Regions from separate parts of the Homo sapiens genome. Here region 1 is linked to region 2. The links are chromatin contacts, found by Hi-C in ENCODE. All regions are on one chromosome and are shown on one strand. Each heading gives the region's core, a stretch centred on a gene start or an enhancer-like site at or near the end of the contact. The rest is flanking DNA. Distances are from core to core; before and after follow the strand shown.

Region 1 (5,571 bases), core at 1,799-4,298, 3.7 Mb before region 2:
TTAGCTTTCCACCATGATTTTAAGTATGCCGAGGCCTCCCCAGCCATGCAGAATTGTCAGTTAAACGCCTATCCTCTACAAATTACCCAGTCTTAGGGAGTTCTTTATAGCAGTGCGAAAACAGACTAATACAAATGGCTAACCACAGAGTGTCTCTATTGGTTAGCCATTTAATAAATAAACCCAGGTCGGTTGCTGTGGCAATATGCTGGAAAGCAGAAAAACCAGGAAGTGGGTGGGGGAAGACAGAGAGAACAATGAGAGATGTTTGGAGAAAAGCAGAAATAGGAAATGTTGATTAGATTTCTATAGCTTTCCTATTCCCTAGGTAAACTAAACATCCTAAATTCCTTCCATTGATTGAACAGACCCTCTTTTTGGCCAAAGGGACTCCAGAAAGACCTTAAAACTGAGTTCCCAGACATGATGGTACGGGAGGTCAGACATGCCTCGTTATATCCCCTCTCCTTTGCAGTTTAAATGCAACAACTGATCAGCATTAATGTTAAAACACAGACCAGGGGGAGTAAGCTCTTTCCTTTCTGTCTGGCAGCAGCCATCAGGTAAGCCAAAATGGATGCATACAAGTACATCCAGGAGCAATGGAGGAAGAAGCAGTCTGATGTCATGCGCTTTCTTCTGAGGGTCTGCTGCTGGCAGTACTGCCAGCTATCTGCTGTCCACGGGGCTCCCTGCCCCACCTGGCCTGATAAAGCACGCCAGCTGGGCTACAAGGCCAAGCAAGGTTACATTATATATAGGATTCATGTTCACCATGGTGGTCAAAAATGCCCAATTCCTAAGGGTGCAACTTATGGCAAGCCTGTCCATCATGGTGTTAACCAGCTGAAGTTTGCTCGAAGCCTTCAGTCCATTGCAGAGGAGCGAGTTGGACACAACTGTGGGGCTCTAAGAGTCCTGAATTCTTACTGGGTTGGTGAAGATTCCACATACAGATTTTTTGAGGTTATCCTCATTGATCCATTCTATGAAGTTATCAGAAGAAATCCTGACACCCAGTCGATCACCAAACCAGTCCACAAGCAGAGGGAGATGTGTGGGCTGACATCTGCAGGCCAAAGGAGCTGTGGCCTTGGAAAGTGCCATAAGTTCCACCACACTATTGATGGTTCTTGCTGGGCAGCTTGGAGAAGGCGTGATACTCTCCAGCTCCACCGTTACCACTAATATAAGTAAAGTTTGGGCCAGGCGTGGTGGCTCACGCCTGTAATCCCAGCACTTTGGGAGGCCGAGGCGGGCGGATCACAAGGTCAGGAGATCGAGACCATCCTGGCTAACACGTTGAAACCTCGTCTCTACTAAAAATACAGAAAATTAGCCGGGCGTGGTGGCGGGCGCCTGTAGTCCCAGCTACTCGGGAGGCTGAGGCAGGAGAATGGCGTGAACCCGGGAGGCGGAGCTTGCAGTGAGCCGAGACTGCGCCACTGCACTCCAGCCTGGGTGACAGAGCGAGACTCCGTCTCAAAAAAAAAAAAAAGTTTGTAAAATTCGTACCTAATAATTTAGGACAGTCATGTCTGCTTACAGGTGTTATTTGTCTGTTAAAACTAGTCTGCAGATTGTTTCATGAATGCTTTGTCAAATTATGAAAATTAAAGTGCAATAATTTTTGAAGACAATAAGGGATGGTGTATCTTGTTTCTAATAAGATGAACTTTTTTTGTCTTTGCTTTATCTTATTAGGGAGTTATATATCTTATTAGGGAGTTAGTGTTTAAAACATACTGTGTGGTATAATAGGCTTAAAATAAATTCTTTAAAAGAGAAAGAGAGAAAAAAACACACACATACACAGACCGGAAGACTGACAGAACAGACTCTTTGTGGCGATGATACAAATTGTCAACAGGACCTATGGCCATCCCAGGCAAGAAACCCAGCTAGGCCAGTGAAACTGAGAGCCAACCTGATGAGGCCTGCCAAATGCAACTTCTCTCACTTGTTTTTAGTCACCTGCTTTTAGTGGATTAAAAAACCCACATAGCTAAAGTCACAGAGCTAAACAATATATATCTAAGCTCCCACTATCTTCCTTATGGATAACATCTCTGACATCTGGGTTGCTTGATAAAGGTTTCTTGTTTTTCAGGAAGTTGGGGTCAGTTCTTGTACAGTTTAAACCACCAACCTCTCAACTGGGCCTGCATGAAAGCCCGATGGGTGTCCTTCTGACATTAGAGGGCCAAAACCTCCACACTCAGATCATGCTAAGGATGTCATTTTGTGACCATGTATCCTATAAAGAGCCATGAAGCTTGACTACCTCGCGCAGATAACCCATTGCCAAACTTTTCCTTACCTTCAACCGCCTTTCCCCACACCTCAGACCACCCTGCTCCTCTATCCCATAAATATCCCTAAAACCCATCTTTGGGGAGGCAGATTTGAGATCTGTTCTCCCGTCTCCTCGGCTGGCTGCCTGGTGAATAAACCTTTTCTCTGCTACAAAACTCATCATCTCAGTGACTGGCGTGCGGCACACGGCAGCATGGGCCCCATACGGTACCCAGCCTCTACCTTGATTACACAACACCTGATTACACAACGCTGATTACACAGCACACCTGCGGAGCTTTGAGAGCTACAAGCCTCCTTTCCTCCCCGCAAAGTCCAGCTGGGCCCAAGTAGAGGATGCTGCAAAAGCCCCCACGATTCAGCTGCGAACCTAGGGATGGGACCCGCTGCTCATGCCGTCCTTCTAGGTTAGAGAGCCCTAAACTGGGCTGTGTATCAGAATAGTCCGCGTGCTGAGAATAATATAGATTCCTGGGCCTCGGCCCAGGTTTACAGAGGCGGGATGCTCAAGGATGCCCAGCCAGGCTCGGGACTTGCTCTTCGCAAGTCCTGTCGCGCGCTCGCTGCCCCGCCGGTTCAGGCGGTGAGGCCAACGCGCTCCGCCAGGGGGAACCTGGGCGCTGCGACACTGCAAGTCGTTTCCGGGCGCGGGCTGAGTGGGAGGAGCGGGGCGGGGCGTGGCGTGACCCGGAAGTCGACGAGGGGTTCCGCCCCCCCCGCGCATGGGGAGGTAGGCTCGGACCGGCCCGCGGAGCTGCTGCAGTCCTTCGCGCCCTCCTCGCCCTCCCCACCGACATCATGCTCCAGTTCCTGGTGAGTGGAGCTGCCGAAGAGCGGGGCCCGCTGCCTGGGGCGTGCCTCGGACCCCATTTCCCCCTTGAGGATTGCCGACCCCGCCGACCCGGCCTGGGCGTGGGTCCAGCGGTCCCTTCGTCCCCCGCGCCTGGTCGTCGCCTCGCAGGGCGGCCGTTTTCTTCCTGCCTCCCCAGAAAATCCCTTTGCCAATATTTTTCTGCAGCCATCCAAGTCCCTAAAACTTTGAGGTGTCAGAGAGTGTGCGTTTCCAGAGCTTCTTATTGTGTGCCGCGCCCCGCGCTCATTGTGCAATCTTTGTATTAAAGCTTGTGTGGTCCTTGATGACTTTTCGTAGTCCGCCCCCCTTTCTTTCTGCGCTCCTGTTCCATTACATGGTCGCCGGCCGGTCCCTGCTGTGGAGCCCTGCTAGTTGGCTTTTCTGAGGAGGTAGGAAGGCCAGGAATAAACCGTAAATTAGCCACCTCACGAAGTCCGAGAGGCTAAGTCCTCATCAGACCTTTCAGAGTTGGAGGAATGAGTCAGACACTGGTATACAAGTAATTTTTCCCAAAATGTGTAAGCATGAGTAAGCAGACTATTTCTCTTGGCTCCTTATTTGAGTTAAAAACGAGTTTTCTGGCAAAACTCGGTATATTTCAAAAATTGCTTGGTGAAGGTTCCAGGAGTTGCTCATCAAATTTTCAAGTGAAAGTTTTTCTGCCAAGCTATTGTGCATTCAAAACTTGATGCTTTCAACCTCTATTTTTTTTTATTTTTTATTTTTTTTGAGACGGAGTCTCGCTGTGTCGTCAGGCTGGAGTGCAGTGGCGCAATCTGGGCTCACTGGAACCTCCGCCTCCCGGGTTCAACCGATTCTCCCTCCTCGGCCTCCGGAGTAGCTGGGATTACAGGCGCGCACCAGGATGCTCAGCTAATTTTTGTATTTTTAGTAGAGACGGGTTTCACCAAGTTGGCCAGGCTGGTCTCGAACTCCTGACCTCAAGTGATCAACCCACCTCAGCCTACGAAAGTGCTGGGATTACAGGCGTGAGCCACTGCTCCCGGCTCAAATGCTGTATCTTTTTTTGTTGTTTGTTTTAACGGAGTCCCGCTCTGTCGCCAGGCTGGAGTGCAGTAGTGCGATCTCGGCTCACTGCAGCCTCCGCTTCCTGGGTTTAAGCGATTCTCCTGCCTCAGCCTCCCGAGTAGCTGGTGCGCGCCAGCAGGCCCAGTTAATTTTTGTATTTTTAGTAGAGACGGGGTTTCACCCCGTTGGCCGGGATGGTCTCGATCTCCTGACCTCGGGATCTGCCTGCCTCAGCCTCCCAAAGTGCTGGGATTACAGGCGTGAGCCTCCGCGCCCGGCCCCAAATGCTGTATCTTTATCAAAGAGATTAAAACACAAAATGCACCCCTTTTGTCCTTTTGAAAGATGGTAATGGATTGTTAAATCCAATTAGTCAAAAGAGTGTCCTTAATCTGCCCAGCTAAGACAGGGCTGCTCCTTTGCCTCTAGGAGTTTCTGTAGTGTCCTAACTAGATGTTAGTTTAGGAGTTCAGAATAATGACAGTCATTTTCTTGTAGTAAACACTAGATTAAAAGCGGTATCACTTAGCTCCAGAGTATAGAATGATGTAATTGAGCTGCTTACTATATCTGTTGCTCATTGATAAACTGAGAGGACATGATTCAATTACAGTTAACTTTCTAAGTGGTTTTGCAGAATGAGTCTATTTGGTTTTGCAATAAACTTTTACTGTGTGTTAATTTTTTTTTTTTTTTTTTTTTTTTGAGACAAGGTTTCTCTTTGTCACCTAGGCTAGAGTCCAGTGGCACAATCATGGCTCAGTGCAGTCTTTAATTCCTGGCCTCAAGCAGCCTTCCCACCTCAGCCTCTTTAGTAGTAGCTAGGACTACAGGCCCGCACTACCACCCGTGACTAATTTTAAAATTTTTTTTTTGTAGAGACAGGTCTTGCCTAGGCCTCCCACAGTGTTGGGATTACAGGCATGAGCCACCACTGTGCCTGGTCAGATTCTGATTTGAGAATTCAGAATTCTCAGTATTTAAGGAGAGATGCTAAAGCTGTCAATTATATTCCTAGCTCAGAAGTAACTGAACACTGATGTTCTCTCACCCTCTGGTCTTCCACCTCATTGCTTTTTTTTTTAAATAAGTGGATAGCATTACTTTTCACATTGATTCCACCTCTGTCAAATGAGCCACTGACTCTAAAGTTGAGCAAGTATTTCTCTTTGTGTGCAGTCATTTCATCTATTAAAAAATGACCATCATGTTCTAGTGTTTAAGAGATTAAACTTCAGAGTCAGACTTCTCAGTTTGAACTCTGCCTCCCATCATTTTCAAGCTGTGGTAGCGTGGGTGGGCTATTGAAATTTTCTGTGCTCCCATTTCCACATCTGAAAATGCAAACCCACCTCACAGTTTTGTTGTGAGGA
Region 2 (5,506 bases), core at 1,136-3,635:
AGGGTCAGATCACATTGTGTACATAATAGTGTATCCCTCAAAGACATATTAATTTGCACATTTTTCTATTATTATAAATCAGTTCCCAAAGGATATCCTAGTATTTGGAGTTTGGAATTCAGAGTTCTCTGAATAACTGAAGAGAAGCTATTTTGTGTATTACTAAAGATAACTTGATTCAAAATAATTTTTTTTTTTTTTTTGAGATGGAGTCTCACACTCACCAGGGCTGGAGTGCAATGGCGCGATCTCGGCTCACTGCAACCTCCGCCTCTTGGGTTCAAGCGGTTCTCCTGCCTCAGCCTCCGGTGTAGCTGGGACTACAGGCATGCGCCACCACGCCCAGCTCATTTTTTCTATTTTTAGTAGAGACAGGGTTTCACCATGTTGGCAGGCTGGTCTCAAACTCCCGACCTCGTGATTCGCCCGCCTCGGCCTCCCAAAGTGCTGGGATTCCAGGTGTGAGCCACTGCGTCCGACCTCAAAAATTTTCATTGGCCCAATACGCATTTATTTTTGAGATAGAGTCTTGCTTTGTACCCAGCCTGGAGTGCAGTGGCATAATCTCGGCTTACTGCAACCTCCACTTCCCGGGTTCAAGTGATTCTCCTGCCTCAGCCTCCGAGTAGCTGGGATTACAGGCACGCGCATCCATGCCCGGCTAATTTTTGTATTTTTAGTAGAGATGGAATTTCACCATGTTGGTCAGGCTGGTCTCGAACTCCTGACCTCAAGGTGATCCGCCCGCCTCTGCCTCCCAAAGTACTGGGATTACAGGCATGAGCCATCCCTCCCAGCCGCAATATACATTTAAAGGAATTTTGGGACTATTACTACTATTCATGTTTTTTATTGATCTGCTAATAACAGTTCCAAGGCGATGAGTATACAGTGTTAATGGAACACAAATCTCTATTATTTCCTTTCAAAGTATCCAGGAAGTGCCTGTCTTCTTAAACATTTGATTTTATTAACTCATTCTTCTTACAGTTTTAAATTTCTTTTTAGGCGATGAATATACAGTGTTAATGGAACACAAATCTCTATTATGTCCTTTCAAAGTATCTAGAAAGTGCCTGTCTTCTTAAACATTTGGTTTTATTAACTCATTCATTTTTCTTACAGTTTTAGATTTCTTTTTAAGCAACCTTTCTTCCTGCACACTGACCTATGTCTTACTTAAGGAATTTTTTTTTTTAGAAGTCTCGCTCTGTCGCGCAGGTTGCAGCGCAGTGGCGTCATCTCGACTCACTGCAACCTCCGTCTCCCGGGTTCAAACGATTCTCCTGCCTCAGCCTCCCGAGTAGCTGGGGAGGCGCCCGCCATCACGCCCGGCTAATTTTTATATTTTTAGTAGAGACAGGGTTTCACCATGTTGGCCAGGCTGATCTTGAACTCCTGACCTCAGGCAATCCACCTCCCTTGGCCTCCCAAAGTGCGGGGTTTACAGGCGTGAGCCACCGCGCCCGGCAAGGAATTAATATTTTACTAAAACAGTTTTTAGAAACACCAGGGAAAGGCTCAGGGCTAAGTATTTTATTCCAGTTTGTTCTAACAGCCACGCCATAGCAGACGTGTGACCACCTCCACCAGCCCTACGAGGGGTAGAACTGAAGCCAAGGCCCCAGTCACGGGCCGGGCTTCAGAATCCAGGCTTCCCTGCGGCCAGCGCCGCTGGCTCCCTGCTCCCCGAGATCGCCTCCCCAGTAGCTGAGAATACGCTGAGTTTTTATGGTTTCACATTCAGACTAAGCCGCCCGCGACCTTGTAGGTAAAGATGAATCCGAATGGGTCGGCGCGCCTGTTTCCTAGGGTACTGCTTTCGGGCGCTTTCTCCTGAAGTTGACACTTCCCAGCCGAGGAGCCTTAAAGCCCCACGCAGCGGAAGGAACGCGGCCCCGGCGGCGGCGAGACAGGCCTGCTCCCGGCCGGGAAAGGCGCACGAGAACCAGGACGCGTCCACGCCACTCGGGGCGGGCGTTCGCCCCGAGCACGCCCACCTCAGACGCCAAGGAGGCTGACCGCAGTCCGGTCGACGATGGGCATGGTCTCTACTTACTTTCCGCCCAGGCTAACCTCTAGCGCATTTTGCTAATTTGGGTCTGAATCGCCATCACCGCGGGCAGCGCAGCCTTAGCCGCCAGCCCTACAGCCGGGAGGGAATGTAATGTAAGGTTTGGCGCCTCGGGGCGGATCCGGCTTGCACAGTCAGTTAAGGAACCAGAGTATCGCGAGATCCGGGGTAAAGGGGCGGGAGGAGCGCGCGTGCACGCGCCCAGAGCCGTTAGGGTGGAACTCCACTCGGGCGGGGCGGGCGGAGTGATACAGCTGGACGCCAGTTGGTGGAGCCCCCGCGGGAAACGACTGAGCGCGAGGAGCGTGCGCGCTCCCGTCGTGGCGACGGTGGCGGCGAGCGGCGTCAGAGCTTGAGGGGGGGTTGACGGCTTCTGGCGGGTGGCGGTGTTGAAGGCGAGAGCTTGCTTGGCCCGTGTCGCTTCTGTCCCAAGAACCGGACGGAGAGTGAGGGCACGAGGGTCGCTGTCGGGGGCTGTCGTCTTCCACGTACACGTCGTCGTGAGGAGCGCAGTCCGGACTCTTCCCGCAACCCCTCCGGCTCCCTTTCCGCACGCCTCGAGGCGGCGGCGGCCACCGAGACAGCAGCGCACCTTCCCCCATCCCTTCCCCTTATCCCCCAGCCCAAAAGGGCCCGGTCTGCGCCCCACCCCCGCCCGTCCGCCCGCTACGCCGCCGCCATGTCGGCGCAGGCCCAGATGCGCGCGATGCTGGACCAGTTGATGGGCACCTCCCGGGACGGTAAGTCTCTGCCAGGGCCCTGGGGGTGGGGGAGGGGACGGGGACGGCGAAGGGAAGGGGTTCCGAGGGCGCACCTGGGCGCGCGCGTGTGGCTGAGTAAGGGGCTCCCAGATTGGTAACACGAGGTCCCCGTCCCCCGTCCCATCCAATCAGGGCTCGGCAGGCGGGCAGGGGGGGCGGTGACCATGCGGATTGGCGGGAACTGCTGCCAATGGGGTGAGGCGGGGCCTGGAGGCAGAAAGGAGAGTTTGTGCTTTTAATGTTGACTTGGCTGAGACGGGAGAGCCCGCGTCTCTGTTGCGTAGTTGGGGGGCCCGTTTTGTCGCTGGTTAGGTACCTGCGGAAAGCTAAGGCCTCCACCCCCGATATAATTCCTTAACCCAGAGCTTTGGGATCATCCCTCGCCGCCGTCCTCCAGAGTACCTAGAGAGAAGCTTCCCCCTCCTCTTCCTGGGTCAGGAGGAAACCTTTATTACTAACCCAGTCTCAGAGATGCACCCTCGAGCCCCACAGAAACAACCATTTTTATGGAAAATCTGACCCAAACCATGGTTTCTTAAGTGGGTGTGTTTGGCCCCATTTTGTGAGAAGGAACATGTTATGGCCTGTTTTTCCGAGAGACCTCCATTTTGTTAGACAATTTAATAGAGGCTTTGTTCAGTAAATATTGACAAATGTTGCATGTCCCTAACAGAACGATTTTGAAAATTTGGTACCCAGTGAAGTAGAATAGAGGAGAACAAAGATCCTTTCAGGCGTTTAGTTTAGAATCTGTATAGAGAGCCCTTAATTGCTGGATTATCCTTTGTCATAAAGAGAATTTCTAAATAAAATGATGAAATGCTGTTGCTTTTTTGGTGATGTTAATTAGTAATGTACTCTCAAATTCAACTTAAATACATTCAAATATGTAGGAAAGGTCTAGTTCATTACTTTCTTAACACAGCAAAATCCTTGGTAGTTTTTATGTGTTGCTTCTTTAGGCAGATAGTTTCTTAGCCACTAAGGAAATGCTTTTTTTCTTGAGAAGTTATTTAAGTGTATTGATTTAAGAGAAAAGGCACGTCTTAAATTTAGTTTTTAAGTTACTCTTTTAATTTACATGAGTGCTTTACAGCAAAATATGAGTAAATTTTAAAAATTTTATTGCATTCAAATCTTTCAGCAGTGCGTAGAGTGGCTTTTCAGTGTTCACATTTTCAGTTTTAATAAAAACCCATATTGGGAACTTTTATTTGTAGAATATATAGACAAATAGGTGTAGATGGCAAACCTACTTGTGGTTGTGTAGAGAGGAAAGATTGGGAAGGAAATGAGTTTTGTATGGAAAGTTAACATTAACTTAAAATGCCACTGGAGAAACTTTTAACTGTTATCATTTCTCACGTTTAGATAAGAATGGTTACTTTATCACTGCAGCATGTCTTAACATTCCTCCTTTTCCAACATGAGAGAGGGTATTGGGAACGGGTTTCATTGGATCCTAGCTAACAGAATAACTAATCTGTGTAATAAAATTAAGTTATTTAAGACGTGCTTTACATGATCCTTTTAATCCTTGATGGATACCATTTTTGGGATCTTCTTCATGGATTGGATTTCTTAGTTTTACTGGGAGGGTAGTTGGATCAAGGTAAACCATCTCCTGATAAGTTTCTGAATTAGGCAGCCCGTCTAGTATTGCAAAGCTAAATTTAAATATATATATTTCTGTGTGTGTAGTCAGCAGAAACATGGATTTCTTAAAATCCACTTTGTGTATTTTTTTATGTGTCTGTTACTGGATTTTTTTTTTTAACCTTCAGACTTAGAGGATTTATGATCGAACTCATATTTACGAGTCCACAGTATTGTTTAGCTGAAATGACTGGATTTTCACTGCTGTATTGGGTTAGAAGTAAAAAATATACTACTTTCAAGGAAAAATAATTGAGTGGAGTTTTTTTTAGATATCAAAATTAATTCTATATATGCAAAATAATCAGAACATTCTTTTTTTTCTTACCATTTAATGAGTTTATATATATCATTTTATGATTCAGGACTTTTAATAATTAGGATTGTTCTTTTTTAGCATACAGTCAACTTCAAGTTACCCAGGGATAGGGGAACATGGAAACGTCCCCTGAATAACACCATGTAATTTGAAACCATTTAATGGGAACCCTTGTATTGGACACACAAACAGCCTATGGGAACGCTGTTGGGTGTCTTTGGCACTAAGAGGTGGAAATGGGTATCCAGGAGGTGGGAGAGAGATGGAAAAGGTAGGTAGGAGGGTATTTAAGGCAACTCTGTCCTTTTTTTTTTTTTTTTTTAATTCCAGAGACTATAAAGCAGCGACTCTCTTTTTTGGAAGTGGGGTTCAAGGTGGCAGTGACCCCCTCCACTCTTAGTGTCCTGTCTGTGAAGGAATCTGAAGTGGCACAGAGTCCTGGGGCTTTGGGAAAACATTACCTCCTCACCCCCTCAAGGTTTCTTCCCCCTCCCCTTCCTGACAGTTTTTAATTAGTTCCTTTTAAAATTCATTGGAGATTTAAGTCTGTTAGTTAAATATACCTTAACTTGAATTACATAAAGTAGTTAATCATTTAGATTACCTAAACTTCACTGGAATCCTTAGGAGTAGGAATTTTGTTAGCAGGGAAATGGAGAGGTAATTTTGGATCACTGGGCACTTCAAGAAAGGACA

What was found. A loop is a pair of places that touch in the nucleus more often than their neighbours do. Pooled maps may share reads with other maps.
Region 1: a pooled map shows a loop between it and region 2 (7-fold over the local background). The contact joins the promoter of STMP1 here to the promoter of LUC7L2 in region 2. A Hi-C loop is called at or near these places in 4 of 50 pooled maps.

The regions. Positions count from the first base shown.
Region 1 is chr7:135,659,466-135,665,036 of GRCh38, forward strand. It overlaps STMP1 (short transmembrane mitochondrial protein 1), which reads left to right and starts at 3,049. Exons shown (of 3, transcript NM_001130929.2): 1 at 3,049-3,129. The coding sequence starts at 3,115. It also overlaps the pseudogene RPL15P11. RefSeq lists a silencer at 2,924-3,143 and enhancers at 3,783-4,307, 4,308-4,832.
Region 2 is chr7:139,357,509-139,363,014 of GRCh38, forward strand. LUC7L2 (LUC7 like 2, pre-mRNA splicing factor) reads left to right here and starts at 2,386. Exons shown (of 10, transcript NM_016019.5): 1 at 2,386-2,814. The coding sequence starts at 2,754. All of the region lies in intron 2 of FMC1-LUC7L2 (FMC1-LUC7L2 readthrough), which reads left to right. RefSeq lists enhancers at 1,521-1,650, 2,371-2,420 and a silencer at 2,651-3,080.